2 separate regions of the Homo sapiens genome follow, and region 2 is linked to region 1. Evidence: read pairs that join two places in POLR2A ChIA-PET (ENCODE). Cell type or tissue: MCF 10A. All regions are shown on one strand. Links, peaks and the distances in the headings refer to the core of each region. The heading gives the core; the rest is flanking DNA. Region 1 overlaps RBFOX2 (RNA binding fox-1 homolog 2). Region 2 has its middle 21 kb from the start of RBFOX2.

Evidence for each region. ChIA-PET counts read pairs that join two places held together with the same protein. Peaks named below come from ENCODE experiments on the same cell type or tissue, not always from the same donor. Only the 100,000 strongest peaks of a DNase experiment are listed, where the experiment ranks them.
Region 2: POLR2A ChIA-PET joins it to region 1 with 5 read pairs; 2 of 35 experiments call an interaction of 5 or more read pairs at or near these places.

Annotation. Positions count from the first base shown.
Region 1 is chr22:35,896,984-35,904,512 of GRCh38, reverse strand. All of the region lies in intron 2 of RBFOX2 (RNA binding fox-1 homolog 2), which reads left to right. It also overlaps the pseudogene NDUFA9P1. Among named protein-coding and RNA genes, the nearest start is that of RBFOX2, 130 kb to the left of the region's middle. In MCF 10A, for the core only: no CTCF peak of the experiment used is centred there; a DNase peak (open chromatin) is centred at 3,652.
Region 2 is chr22:36,045,561-36,053,089 of GRCh38, reverse strand. No RefSeq gene overlaps it. Among named protein-coding and RNA genes, the nearest start is that of RBFOX2, 21 kb to the right of the region's middle. RefSeq lists an enhancer at 1-1,064. In MCF 10A, for the core only: no CTCF peak of the experiment used is centred there; no DNase peak of the experiment used is centred there.

The DNA of each region.
Region 1 (7,529 bases), core at 931-5,930:
AGGGTGAAATTAGTAGCACTCTAACTTTATTTATAGGACTTGGTTAGACAGTTGCCTGAGTGCCAGAAACTCCTGCAAATAACTTTGACCTTCCCTAACAAAAAGTCAAAGGATAAAGCGTTTCATAGTAGAAGATTTCAGTTGTATCTGACATACACAAAACATTACTTTCTAATGGAGAAATCTGTAACCAAAAAAAGCATAAATAATTAAAGATTTTGGTAACTGCTAGGAAGAACATAAACAGGGCACAGTAACAGAGAGTACGGGCTTGTGGGGAAAGACCTCCAACTAGATAGAGGAGTCTGGAGAGTTTTATTTGAGGAAGTGATATTTAAGCTGAGTTCTAAAAGATAAGAAGGAGCCTGGCTTGCAAAGAATGAAGGTGGAACGAGGAGGGATTTCAGAAAGAGGGAATTAAGGGGTATGGGGGAGAGGAATTGACACAAAATCAGTGTCTTTAGAATAGTGATTGAGAGGAGATATGGTATGAAGTGAGGTTGGAGAAGTGGGCACATAGCAGGTCATATAGGACCTTAAAGACCATCATAAGGAGTTTGGAAAGAAAAATGTAATGTGATGCCGTGGAAGTAGGAGAGTGATAAGATCTGGTGTTTGTTTTACAGAGTTTCTCTGGCTGCTGTGTGATGGTGTTTTGGAAGGGAGCAACAATGGAAATGGGGAAACTAGTGTGATATTCAGGAAAGAGATGATGGTGGCTTGGGTTAAGGTGGTTTAAGGCAGTGGAGGTCAAGTGAAGTCACACACACAGAAGTTGCTGTAGGTTGGATGTGAGGGATGAGGGGTGAAGGAAGGGTTTCTGGCTTTCATAATTGTCAGGTAGTACCAGGGGACTTCAAGGGTGGTGATGGTGGAGAATTAAGGACCCAATTTTGGGCATGTTGAGTTTGACATGCTTGTGTGACAGCTAAGTAGTCATATTGGAGCATGGGGAGAGGTCTCTGCTAGGGGTGTAACTTGGTAGTTATTAACATGTTGATGGTATTTGAAGTGATGGGAATGGATGAGACAACTTAGAGAAGATGACTCAGGATTGAACCCCAAGGAACACTTGCCTTTTAGAGGTCTGTCGAGGGAGAAGCCATAAAAAGATACTGAAACAGTAACCAGTGATGCATGAAAAAACAAAAAAAATGGCATTGTAGTATCTCAGAAGCCAGAAGAAGAGAATGTTTTAAGAAGATTGTCAGCTTTGTTGAATCCTGCTAAGAGGTCAGATAAATGTGGAAGTAGTAGACCTTGATAAGTTGATTTAATGGAGTGGAGGGCTTGGAAACTTTGTTTTGAGTAGATTGAAGAAAATGAGAAGTGAAGAAATTGAGACAGATATAGACAACAACTTTTTCAAGATAATTTACCCTGAAGTGGTGAGCAGGGAAATAGCAGGTAGCTGGAGGGAGATGAGGGGTCAAAGGAGAACTTTAAAAAAATTAGGGTTCATTTAATCATTTACTTATTATAGAACATTAGATTTAGTGGTAAGAAGATACTGTCTGAATGCTTCTCATTTAAAATGACATAGAAAATTAGCTAAGAGGTTGTGTGTAGTGGCTCATGGCTGTAATCCCTGCATTTTGGGAGGCTGGGGCAGGAAGATTGCTTGAACCCAGGAATTCAAGACTAGTCTGGGCAACATAGTGAGACCCGCCCCTTCTCTAAATTTTTTTTTTTTTTTTTTAATTAGCTGGGCGTGGTGGCATGTGCATGTAGTTCCAGCCACTTGGGAGGCTGAGGTGGGAGAATAGTTTGAGCCCGGGAGGTCAAGGCTGCAGTGAGCCATGATCGCACCACTGCACTCCAGCCTGGGCGACAGAGTGAGATCCTGTCTCAAAACAAACAGACAAAAAGTAAAATAAGAAAATTAGCTGAGAGTAGGTAGTGAAGAGTGAATGAGGGAGGTTTGAGGAGAAGCAAGAAATAGTCATTTTGGGGAGTAGGAAAGCTTTCAAGGGCAGCTTTGGTGGATTGCTTGGCATCGTTGAGTGTCCATTTGAGGTTTGTGATCATGAATATATAGTGAAGTCAGTCAGCTTGGTTATGTGATTTTTCTTCAGCAACATTCAGCTGATTGGGCATAGGCACTAGAAAAGGCAGACAATTGGATTTAACCAGGATTGGAGTTGTGTCAGGTGGCAGTGATGGAGAGGACAAATGATTGAGGGTATTTGCAAGGGAGAGATTGTAATTATGGAACACGGCATCAAAATTGGACAAAGAGGGTGCAGAACCGGAGTGGGTAGATAATGGAAAAGTGGTTGGGATGGGAGGACTTCATGACGTCAAAAATTGTAGGGAGGGGATACCAGAGAAAGCTAGTTAGAAGTAAGGGAAGTTCTTTGAGAGTATAATTGAAACGTAATAAGGAAAGATGGGTCTTTTAAGATGATGCAGCTTTTCTTCTCTTTTTTTTTTGAGACAGAGTCTCACTCTGTCGCCCAGGCTGGAGTGCAGTGGTGCATTCTCAGCTGACTGCAACCTCTGCCTCTAGGGTTCAAGCGATTCTCCTGCCTCAGCCTCCTGAGTAGCTGAGACTACAGATGCACCACCACACCTGGCTAATTTTTGTATTTTCAGCAGAGATGGGGTTTCACCATGTTGGCCAGGCTGGTCTTGAACTCCTGAACTCAAGTGATCCGCCTGCCTCAGCCTCCCAAATTGCTGGGATTATAGGTGTGAGTCACCGCGCCCAGCCAAGATAATGCAGTCTTCTGTTTTAGGGGTGGTAGCTCTGGGTTTCCTAATAACTGGGAGTAAGAGCTCTAACAAATCACTTAATTGCCTTTCCCAAGAGGCTAGCTTTGAGATGGACCGCTTTCTCCATGTATATATACATCTAGAGCTTAGTTTAGACATCATAGAAGGTAACCACCATTCACAGAAGTTTCTGGGTCTATTCTCTGAATGACATCAGTAGTAGCAGTGTTTTGGCCAGTGCACAAGTACAGTATGTGTACACCAACTCCCAAACCCTATCTCTGTCGTTTGTTGTTGTTTTTTACTTTTTTCTTGAGATGAGAGTTTTACTATGTTGCCCAGGCTGGTCTCAAACTCCTGAGCTCAAGCAAACCCTCCTGCCTCAGCCTCCTGAGAAGCTAGGATTACAGGCTCACATCACCACACCTGGCTTCATTTGTTATTTAAAGTCTTGGTAATGGGCAGAGGTAGAGTGCAGGGTTATTTATATCCAGGGTAAGTTTTTCAGTGATTTTTTTTCCAGTCTTGATTCAGTTTTGTCAGTGAATAGGTATGATTTAGTGGAAATGATCTTGGAGTCTTAAAAACGAACGTTGAACTTTTGGCTCTTTATTCACTAGCTGTGAGACCATGAGTATATTATGTAACCACTTTGGGCCTCAATTTCCTTTGATCTGTGAAAAAGATAACAGGGCCTGTCTTACAGAGATATTGTGAAGATGCAATGAGATAATGCATGCAAAGTTGTGGCACATAATATGCTCTGAGTAAATAGTAGCGGTTGGTGGTGTTACATTGAAACCAGCAAGTGGGAGAGGAATGTTCACTGTTTTGTCTTCCAGGGTGGTTTACATCCCCTAACTGGAAAGTGGCAGCCATATCTACGCCTTCTCCCATGAGTCGCTACTGCTGCATGTGGCCAGTGCCTCTGTCTAGACCAGCTTCTCAGATTTCGGTGTGCCTGAGAGTTACCTGGGGCTTTTGTTATCATATGATTTTGATTTTGTAAGTCTAGGGTGGGGCCTGAGATTCTTCAAATCTAAGGAGTTTCCAGTTGATGCTCATTCTGCTGTTGCTGGTCCATGTGTCACATTTGAGTAGCAGAATTCTGTTAGAGATTGCCCTGTGGGAATCCCTGCTATTTTAAGCTGAGAGGAAGTGAGGGAAAAAGAGCCTCATTCTTTCGACTTTTTTTTTTTTTTTTAAGTCAGCTTCATAGACAATACTCATACATCTCATTTCTCTACCTCAGTGTTGTTTTGGTGAGTCTGTATTGTCTCTACCAGTCCAGGAAGTGATAGGAATATAAACTATGTATAGAGGGTTGCCTCAGATTTCTTCTGAAGAATTTTTAGTGCCTGATTTCTCAGGTACATTTTTGAGAAATTGTGCTGGCTCCCCCGGTATACCTACTTCCCCCCGCTATCCTCTTACAACCACAGAGAAACTCGTATAAAACAAGTAGCCTGCCAGCCTGGCCAACATGGTGAAACCTTGTCTCTACTAAAAATACAAAAATAGCTGGGTGTGGTGGCAGGCGCCTGTAATCCCAGCCACTTGGGAGGTTGAGACAGGAGAATCACTTGAACCCGGGAGGCGGAGGTTGCAGTGAGCCGAGATCATGCCACTGCACTCCAACCTGGGCCACAGAGTGAGACTCCATCTCAAAAACAAACAAAACAAGTAGCCTCTTGAATTATTGGAGTCAGAGGCAGAGCATCTAAAATGTGGCTCCAGACCCTTTCTGCCCACCAGACTCACATTGCAAAATCCAGCATTTTTGAGATGTAGGAATTCAGGAAGCAAGGTTAGAATTATTGGCAATACCCATATTGCTGTCCCAGATTATCTGATTTTTCTTTCTCAGAAGCAAGCATGCCAGAAACTTCTTCTGTGGGCCCTCCTCAGAAGACTTTCTTTAGTGCTCAAATGGACACATTCTCTCCTCTGAACTAACAGATAGGGTGATAAGCTATCAGTCACAAAGTCTGATAACATGCTCTCCTGATAGAATGAAGTATGTGTGCATCTTAATCTCTGTGTATAAGACTGTGATTCTTTTTAGAGTCTCTTTATAGTGTGGAGTTTTTACACCTTTTTGTCTCTTAATGTGAATTGTATATAGCTATAAAGCATAGCTTTCCTTATTTGACTTTGATAATTGGAAATAAATTTTTTTCTTCTCCTACCACTTTGTTCCCCCTTTTTTCTTTCTTTCTTTTTTTTTTTTTGTTTTGTTTTAAAGGTAGAAAAATGTGAACATGCAGGAGCATGAATAAAAAAGATAACTTAGCTTCCCTGTGGGTTTTTGGTTTTTGTATGTTTTCATAAAGGTAACATACAGAAGAGTTTTATTTCTGACCAGACTGACCACCTAATTTTAAAGATTATGATCAGAAAAGAAATAGATGCATTTATAATAGGAATTTACAAGCCCTTCCTGTGGTTCCAAAGAAGTTTATGGTGGTTCCACCCATGGGAGTTTCAGAGGTAGTTTGCAGAGTTTTTGTGACATATTTAAACTTTTCTTTATTTTGAGGGTTTCTTTTCTTGGTATTTTTCTCCTGCTTTGCTGCAGGGTATGTCTTTTATATTTTATTTTATTTTATTTTTTATGTTTGTTATGTTATGTTATGTTATGTTATGTTATGTTATGTTATGTTATGTTATGTTATTTTTGAGACAGAATTTTGCTCTTGTTGCTCAGGCTGGAGTGCAATGGCTAGACCTCGGCTCACCGCAACCTCTGCCTCCTGGGTTCAAGCAATTCTCCTGCCTCAGCCTCCTGAGTAGCTGGGATTACAGGCATGCGCCACCATGCCCAGCTAATTTTTGTATTTTTAGTAGAGACAAGGTTTCTCATGTTGGTCAGGCTGGTCTTGACCTCAGGTGATCTGCCCGCCTCGGCCTCCCAAAGTGCTGGGATGACAGGCATGAGCCACCACGCCCAACCTTTTATCTTTATCCTATCCTAAACTTGATTAAAAGATAACACTATAAAATTACAGTATGAAGATCCAGAATTTCATTGTATTTATTTTATTGATACTTGGTTAAGAATGAATGACTGCCAGTGGTCATGGTGGCTCATGCTTGTAATCCCACACTTTGGGAGGCCCAGGCAGGTGGATCGCTTGAGGTCAGGAGTTCAAGACCAACCTGGGCAACATAGTGAAACCCCGTTTCTACCAAAAATACAAAAAAATTAGCCAGGCGTGGTGGCGTGTGCCTGTGGTCCCAGCTACTCTGGAGGCTGAGGTGAGAGGATCGCTTGAGCCTGGGAGGCAGAGGTTGCGATGAGTCGAGATCACGCCACTGCACTGCAGCCTGGGCTACAGAGTGAGACCCTGTCTCAGAAAAAAAAAAAAAAAAAAAAAAGGATTGTGGGAGAAGATGGCGGCCGCTGCACAATCCCGGGTTGTCTGGGCCCTGCCAATGTCACATTCTGCCATTACTGCAATAGCCACATCCGTGTGTCACAGCCCACTCCATTGCCAGCTTCATCATGCCCTCATACCTCATGGGAAAGGTGAATGTTCCTCAAGTCAGTGGGATTGTGGCCACTGGGTTTGGAGCAACAGGATTCCTGGGCCGATGTGTTGTCAACCACCTTGGACGCGTGGGGTCACAGGTGATCATACCCTATCGGTGTGATACATGTGACATCATGCACCTTCGTCCCATGGGAGACCTGGGCTAGCTTCTGTTTCTGGAATGGGACGCGAGAGATAAAGATTCTATCTGACGAGTAGTGGAACACAGCAATGTGGTCATAAATCTTGTTGGACGAGACTGGGAAACCAAAAACTTTGATTTTGAGGATGTTTTTGTGAAGATTCCCCAAGCAATTGCTCAGGTGTCCAAGGAAGCTGAAGTTGGAAAATTCATTCATGTTGCACATCTGAATGTGAATATTAAAAGCTCTTCTAGATATTTGAGAAAGAAGGCTGTTGGAGAGAAAGCAGTGAGAGACACATTTCCAGAAGCCATTATCGTAAAGCTGTTGGACATCTTTGGAAGAGAGGATAGATTCCTTAATTATTTTGCAAATATGTGTTGGTTTGGTGCTATACCCCTTGTTTCCTTGGGCTGGAAGGCAGTTAAACAACCAGTATACGTCGTAGATGTATCCAAAGGAATTGTTAATGCAGTTAAGGATCCTGATGCCAATGGGAAAACCTTTGCTTTCGTTGGGCCAAATCGATATCTCCTCTTTGACCTGGTGAAGTACATCTTTGCTGTGGCTCACAGCAAAGGGGTACTTCCTCCCGTACCCCTTGCCACCTTTTGCCTATCAGTGGGTAGCAAGAGACTTTGAAATAAGCCCATTTGAGTCCTGGACAACAAGGGATAAAGTGGAGCGTATTCACATCACAGACATGACCTTGTCTCACCTGCCCAGCTTAGAAGACCTTGGTATTCAGGCAACACCACTGGAACTCAAGGCCATTGAGGTGCTGCGGCTTCATCACACTTACTGCTGGCTGTCTGCTGAAATTGAGGATGTGAAGCTGGCCAAGACCGTCAACATTTAGTGCCTCCCGAGCAACTCTTGGTTTTGGTGTCTTTTGGGTCAGCCCGTGTGGTTTGAGCACCCAGCCAGGTGGTCTCTTTAGAGAATCCTGTACACAGTGAATAAGATCCCACCATTAAAACATTTGAGGTTAAAAAGAAAAAAAAAGAATGAGTGTCGAGTAATAAAAGACTCTTCAAAGAATTTGAAAAAATGAATCTCTTATCAGTGTAATTTTAATATAGTTATTTACAGTATGGTATGGGGAGTGTTGGTGACTTAAGATTTAGGGCATGAGCCA
Region 2 (7,529 bases), core at 1,246-6,245, 150 kb before region 1:
GTTGGAATGAAAACGATCTGTAATCTGTAATGTAAAATTCTATTATCAGTGCAGGTATTAACCAGGTATGAATATTTGAAATGTTTAGACATAAAAATTTCCAAACATCTAAGATCTCAAAATACTTTCCCACGCAGGCTTTCTTGGCAAGCTACAGGAGGAGAAGCTCCATTGAAACAAAGAGTACAGATTAGGGAATGAGAAGATGTGGGTTCAGTAAGCCAGAGGTCTACTACATGAGAGAGTGACAGTCATACCCCAGACAGTGTGGAGGGAGGGCAACCAGTCCAACCAGTCCCCAGGAAGTCCTGTGACTCAGCAGATAGGCAGACATGTTTGGGTGTTACCACCAAGATCCTAGCTTGAGTTCAAGGAAGAAAATGCTGAGAGACGTGGAGTTTTAACTGTTGTCTAGGGCTGACTTGCCTTGACCAGGTGCTAGAAGAGTTTCTATTCTCCCTGCAGGCGTTTCAGCTTGGTGTTAGTGTTCAGCTTTGGCCCGCTCCAGAGACCTGAAGATAGACCAATGAGCGGAGAAGCGAAACAAACAAACAAACCAAAAAATGGAGCAGGCTCCTCTCCTTGAATGTTTTTCTGCCAGACTGCAGTTCACAGCTCACCCTACAGCTCTTTCAGAGGCCCCCATATCCACGGACTTCCCTGGAAGCCCCTCTTGCAGACAGCTGGAGCCAGACCGTGGATCCACACTTTCGGCCCATTTTCTCCTAGGAAACCTTACCTAGTAGTAGCAATATTGCCTTTTACTTACCATGTTTTGAGCTTGCTTCTTCGTTTTCCAAAACCAAACAAGATATGGATACACATAGATAGTAAAACTGCACAGGAGTGCAAGGGAATGTTTAACTAAAAAATCAGAATAGAGCCCTGGTTCAGTGACTCACACCTGTAATCCCAGCACTCTGGGAGGCTGAGACTGGAGGATCACTTGAGGCCAGGAGTTCAAGACCAGCCTGGGCAATATAGTGAGACCCTTTCTCTACAAAAATATAAATAAATTTTTTCTTTTTTTTTTTGAGACAGTCTTGCTCTGTCACCCAGGCTGGAGTGCAGTGGCATGATCTTGGCTCACTGCAACCTCTGCCTCACAGGTTCATGCAACTCTCCTGCCTCAGCCTCCCAAGTAGCTGGGACTACAGGCACCCACCACCACACCTGGATAATTTTTGTATTTTTTGTTTGTTTGTTTGTTTGTTTGAAACGGAGTTTCGCTCTTGTTGCCCAGGCTGGAGTGCAACGGCACGATCTCGGCTCACTGCAATCTCCGCCTCCCGGATTTACACGATTCTCGTGCCTCAGCCTCCCGAGTAGCTGGGATTATAGGCACCCACCATCATGCCCACTAATTTTTGTATGTTTAATAGAGACGAGGTTTCACAATGTTGGCCAGGCTGGTCTTCTACTCCTGACCTCAGGTGATCTGCCTGCCTTGGCCTCAAAAAGTGCTGGGACTACAGGCATGAGCCACCGCACCCCAGCCAATGAACTAATTTTTAAAATCTGAATAGAGGTTACCCTTGTAGGACTAGAAAGTGATGTTATCTTGGAGGGCCTATGGTAGAATTTTTAAGTGCTAGAAATATTTTTATTTTAATTTTTTTTTAATTTTTGTATGGAGATAGGGTCTTTGGGAGGCTGAGGCAGGAGAATCGCTTGAGCCCTGGAGGCAGAGGTTACAATGAAGGGAGACTGTGCCACTGCACTCCAGCCTGGGTGACAGAGCGAGACTCTGTCTCAAACAAAAAAAAAAAAAGAGAGAGAGAGAGAGACAGGGTTTCCTTATGTTGTCCAAGCTGTTCTTGAACTCCTGATCTCAAGCAGTCCTCCTGCCTCACCCTCCCCCAAATACTGGGATTACAGGCATGAGCCACTGCACCCCTTTTATTTCTTATTTATTTATTTTTATGCTTTAATTTATAGAGATGGGGTCTTGCTTTGTTGCCCAGGCTGGTCTTGACTTCCTGGCCTATCAATTCTTATATATTTATGATTCAATTCACAATAAAAACCTTTAAATCTAGGAAAAATTAGGGGATTTTAAGTGACAACTCAGAGATCAGATTTTTTTTTTTTTTTTTTTTTTTTTTGAGAATGAGTTTCACTCTTGTTGTCCAGGCTGGAGTGCAATGGCACTATCTTGGCTCACTGCAACCTCTGCCTCCTGGGTTCAAGCAATTCTCCTGCCTCAGCCTCCTGAGTAGCTGGGATTACAGGCACCCACCACCACGCCCAGCTAATTTTTGAATTTTTAGTAGAGACAGGGTTTCACCATGTTGGCCAGGCTGGTCTTGAATTCCTGACCTCAGGTGATCCGCCTGCCACGGCCTCCCAAAGTACTGGGATTACAGGTGTGAGCCACCATGCCCAGCCAGATATTTGATTTATAGGTTTATTTCTCCTATCACTCTGTTTAATGCTGGTAGCTACCCGTCCCCCATCACTCACACCCATCCCAGGCCCTTTCAATTCCTCTTACTCTGCTCTATTTTTTTTTTAATAGTTCTTATTAGCTTCTTCTATCCTCTAGAATAGTGGATCTCAACATTTTTGGTTCAAAAATTTTGATGTTAAATATTATTGAAGACTTCAAATAACTTGTTATAATGGGTTATATCTGTTGATATTTACCATATTTGAAATTAAAACAGAGAAAATTTCAAAAAACAGAATGACAAGCACACGTTCTTTTTTTTTTTTTTTTTTTTTTTTTTTTTGAGCCAGCATCTCACTCTGTTGCCCAGGTTGGAGTGCACTGGGGCGATCTGAGCTTACTGCAACCTCTGCCCGCTGGGTTCAAACAATTCCCCTGCCTCAGCCTCTGGAGTAGCTGGGACTACAGGCCCACGCCACCATGCCTGGCTAATTTTTGTAATTTTAGTAGAGACGGGGTTTCACCATGTTGGCCATGCTGGTCTCGAACTCCTGACCTCAGGTGATCTGCCTGCCTTGGCCTCCCAAAGTGCTGGAATTACAGGTGTGAGCCCCCGCACCTGGCCAGGCACACGTTCTATAAGCTGCTGAACATCATGTCACCTCTGGAAAGCTTCATTGTGCACTCAGGAGAGAATTAGAGTGAAAAAGGTAAATAACAATCGGCTTTTTTTCTTTTTACCTTGAGGATCCCCTGAAAGGGTCTTAGGGATCCCCAGGGACACCCAGATAACACTGAGAAACATTGTTTAGGACAATACCCAGCACATAGTGGGCACTGCTCAACACACACATACTTAGTGTCTGTTACACTGAAAGCCTTTTGCTAGGTGCTATTGGCGATACAAAAATAGGACAGAGTCAATCCCTCCTCTTGACTCACATGCCTCAGATTTCCTCACTGGGATTCTGGTAGTAGAATATTTGTATTCAACCCAATTCTCTGTTTCTAGAGAAGCCCTTTCAGGGTAGCAGTCCTGGTGTTAGTCCAAGAAGAGTCTATAGCCAGCCCACGCTGTCAACCAGTCTGGAGGCTGATAACGTACTCGGGCATTCCTTTCAAGACTAGTCGCTGTCTTGGAAATGGTGAAAGATGAACACGTATGGCTCCCATCTGAGCAGAGCCAAAGAAAGCAGTGGATGGAAGAGAGATGACCTCCCCAGAATGTGTCCTTGGGTAGGTCACTTTCCCAATCAGTTTCCTCCTCTGCTAATTGGGGTCGCACAAGTAGAGTCTAGTCCACAAGTGACAGCTGAGAGTGTTTCCACTGTTACCATTCTACAGTTCTATTAATGTCTGTGCAACTTATCTGGAGTCTAAGCGCTTAGTCATGAGTCTTCCATCTGATTAGTGTATGAACCCAGCTGAGCCACCTGTGGAAATGAGCCTGTTTCAGAGACATTTGATCTCCTTCCCAGAAAGCCCCAGGGCCACCGGAGACATTCCAGGTAGTGAGGCAATAAAAAAAAAAAAAAAAAAAAAAAGTAAAAAAACTCATCACCTGATGTAAAAAAGAAAACTAAGCCCACCTTCCATTTCATCTGGAATCCAATCTTGGCTAAGCCAAATGATGAAGTCATAGACGGACTCCAGCGAGAAGAGCTGATCTGATTCATTCCCATTTGTTTGGTTTATTCATTCATTCAACAAATATCTTTTTATTATTATTATTTTTTAGACGGAGTCTCCCTCTGTTGCCCAGGCTGGAGTGCAGTGGTATGATCTCAGCTCAGTGAAACCTCCGCCTCCTGTGTTCAAGCGATTCTCCTGCCTCAGCCTCCCAAGTAGCTGGGATTATAGGCACATGCCACCAGTCCTGGCTAATTTTTGTATTTTTAGTAGAGACAGGGTTTCCCCATGTTGACCGTGCTGGTCTCGAACTCCTGACCTCAGGTGATCCACCTCCCTTGGCCTCCCAAAGGGCTGGGATTACAGGCGTGAGCCACCGTGCCCCACCTTCAACCAATATTCTTGAGCAATCATCATTTGTTCTTTGCTGTGTAAGATCCTGAGAATATCATTTTGACTAAAAAGAGATCTCAGGCCCGGGCATGGTGGCTCACGCCTGTAATCCCAGCACTTTGGGAGGCCGAGGCGGGCGGATCACGAGGTCAGGAGATCGAGACCATCCTGGCTAACACGGTGAAACCCTGTCTCTACTAAAAATACAAAAAAAATTAGCCGGGTGTGGTGGCAGGCACCCGTACTCCCAGCTACTAGGGAGGCTGAGGCAGGAGAACGTCGTGAACCCAGGAGGTGGAGCTTGCAGTGAGCAGAGATCGTGCCATGCATTCCAGCCTGGGCGACGGAGCAAGACTCCGTCTCAAAACAACAACAACAACAAACAACAAGAACAACAAAGAGATCTCTACAAGCGAGTACTCATTTAGTTTTTCAAAATAATTAATTGCCAACATTGAAATATCTGGAGATTTCTCATAAAAATTCAAATTTCCAGCATTACATGAAAATTGGTTTGCTACTGCCCCTAGTTGCCTCCACTTGCCACAATCAGGCACTTACCCTGCCTGGCCCTTGTAGGTATCTGAGTTTGCCGCCCTTGATGTTCACTTGGAAGGGAGGCTAGACATGTTAATAAGTAAGGATGTGGCTGGTGCGGTGGCTCATGCCTGTAATCCCAGCACTTTGGGAGGCCAAGGAGGGCATATCACCTGAGGTCAGAAGTTCAAGACCAGCCTAGCCAACATCAACATGGTGAAACCCCCTGTCTACTGAAAATACAAATATTAGCTGGACATGGTGGCAGGTTCCTGTAATCCCAGCTACTCTAGAGGCTGAGGCAGGGAGAATCGCTTGAACCCAGGAGGTGGAGGTTGCAGTGGGCCAAGATTGCACCATTGCACTCCAGCTTAGGCGACAGAGCAAGACTCCGTCTCAAAAAAAAAAAAAAAGTACGGATGTGTTCAGTGCTTCACTGGAACTGTTGCAAAGTGCTAAGGAGGCATGAGGAGGGTGGGGATAGCGGGCATCAGGAAAGATTTCACAGAGTAAGGTGATGTATCACATGGGCCTTGAAGGAGTCCTTCACTCTGTGTTTCTTGACACACTTACTGTGTGTTCCAAACATTCCATTCCTAAAGTGGGGGTGGTGGGATGGGGATGGAGAGAATGAGGGAGAGAGATTCCAGCCTCCACAGAGCCCCCAGTCTGGGAGGGAGGCAGAGAGCAAAAATAGAATGTAGAATTCCAGTGCAATGCCTGTAAGGCATGCTACAGTGCCAAAGTAGGGTCTTTTTAAAAAATTATTATTTTATTTTATTATTTATTTATTTATTTGAGACAGAGTTTCACTCTTGTTGCCCAGGCTGGAGTGCAATGGCGTGATCTCGGCTCACTGTAACCTCCGCCTCCCAGGTTCAAGTGATTCTCCTGCCTCAACCTCCCGAGTAGCTGGGATTACAGGCATGTGCCACCATGCCCGGTTAATTTTGTATTTTTAGTAGAGATGGGGTCTCTCCATGTTGGTCAGGCTGGTTTCGAATTCCCGACCTCAGGTGATTCGAAGGAGGCTCCCTGCCTCGGCCTCCCAAAGTGCTGAGATTACAGGTGTGAGCCACCGCGCCTGGTCTATTTTTTTTTTTTTTTTTTTTGAGACGGAGTCTCACTCTGTCACCCAGGCTGGAGTACAGTGGTGCAATCCTGACTCACTGCAACCTCCATCTCCCGGATTCAAGTGATTCTCCTGCTTCGGGACTGAGTAGCTGGGATTATAGGTGTGGGCCACCACACCCAGCTAATTTTTGTATTTTTATTAGAAATGGGGTTTCACCATGTTGGCTAGACTGGTCTTGAACTTCTGACCTCAAATGATCTGCCCACCTTGGCCTCCCAAAGTTCTGAGATTACAGATGTGAACCATCGCGCCCAGCCAATTATTTTATTTTTATTTTTGTTTTTATTTTTTGAGACAGGGTCTCGCTTTGTCACCCAGGCTGGAGTGCAGTGGTGCGAACATGGCTCAGTGCAGCCTCGACCTTCCTGGGCTCAAGCAATCCTCCCTCCTTAGCCTCCTGAGTGGCTGCGACTACAGGCACACACCACCATGCTTGGCTATTTTGTATTTTTTGTAGAGATGGGGTTTCACTATGTTGCCCAGGCTGGTCTCGAATTCCTGGGTAAGCGAATCCTCTGCTTCAGCCTTCCAAAGTGCTGAGATTCCAGGCATGAACCATCACGCCTGGCTCATCTAACATTTTTGTTGCTCATTTTTTCTCTCTCCTCACCAGAATATACATTTTAGGAGACTAGGGTTCTGGTCTGTCATCTTCATGGGTCACATTCCCAGTCCCTGGAACATTTCTGCCAATCAGGATCCACTCAGCATTTGTTGAATGTGAATGAACTATGCATGAAGCATGCTGATGGATACGAAGGGACAGTTGAGAAATTCTAAATTACAGGCTGGAAAGAAAGGGCTCCTGAGACATCCAAGGTGGAGACTGGCTGACCCCAGCTGTAATGGCCACAAAGTCAAGATGTTGACAAGAAGCCAGAAGCCTCTCCATAAGCATGTGGGGAGCCAGCACTGGGTGTCAGAGGTTCAGTGGCCAGAGATATCAATGTTATTGTTTAAGAGTAACTGGCACTCACATTGTCTGTTTTGTGCTGTAAGGCTGAGTAGGCAGAAGAAGAATTGCTCGGCCGGGCGCGGTGGCTCACGCCTGTAATCCCAGCACTTTGGGAGGCCGAGGCGGGTGGATCATGAGGTCAGGAGATCGAGACCATCCTGGCTAACAAGGTGAAACCCCGTCTCTACTAAAAATACAAAAAATTAGCCGGGCGCGGTGGCGGGCGCCTGTAGTCCCAGCTACTGGGGAGGCTGAGGCAGGAGAATGGCGTGAACCCGGGAAGCGGAGCTTGCAGTGAGCCGAGATTGTGCCACTGCAGTCCGCAGTCCGGCCTGGGCGACAGAGCGAGACTCCGTCTCAAAAAAAAAAAAAAAGAAGAATTGCTCAACAGAGTCAACATACAACCTACAGATTGAGAGAAAATTTTTGCAATCTATCCATCTGACAAAGGTCTGGTATGCAGCATCTATAAAGTACTTAAACAAATTTAC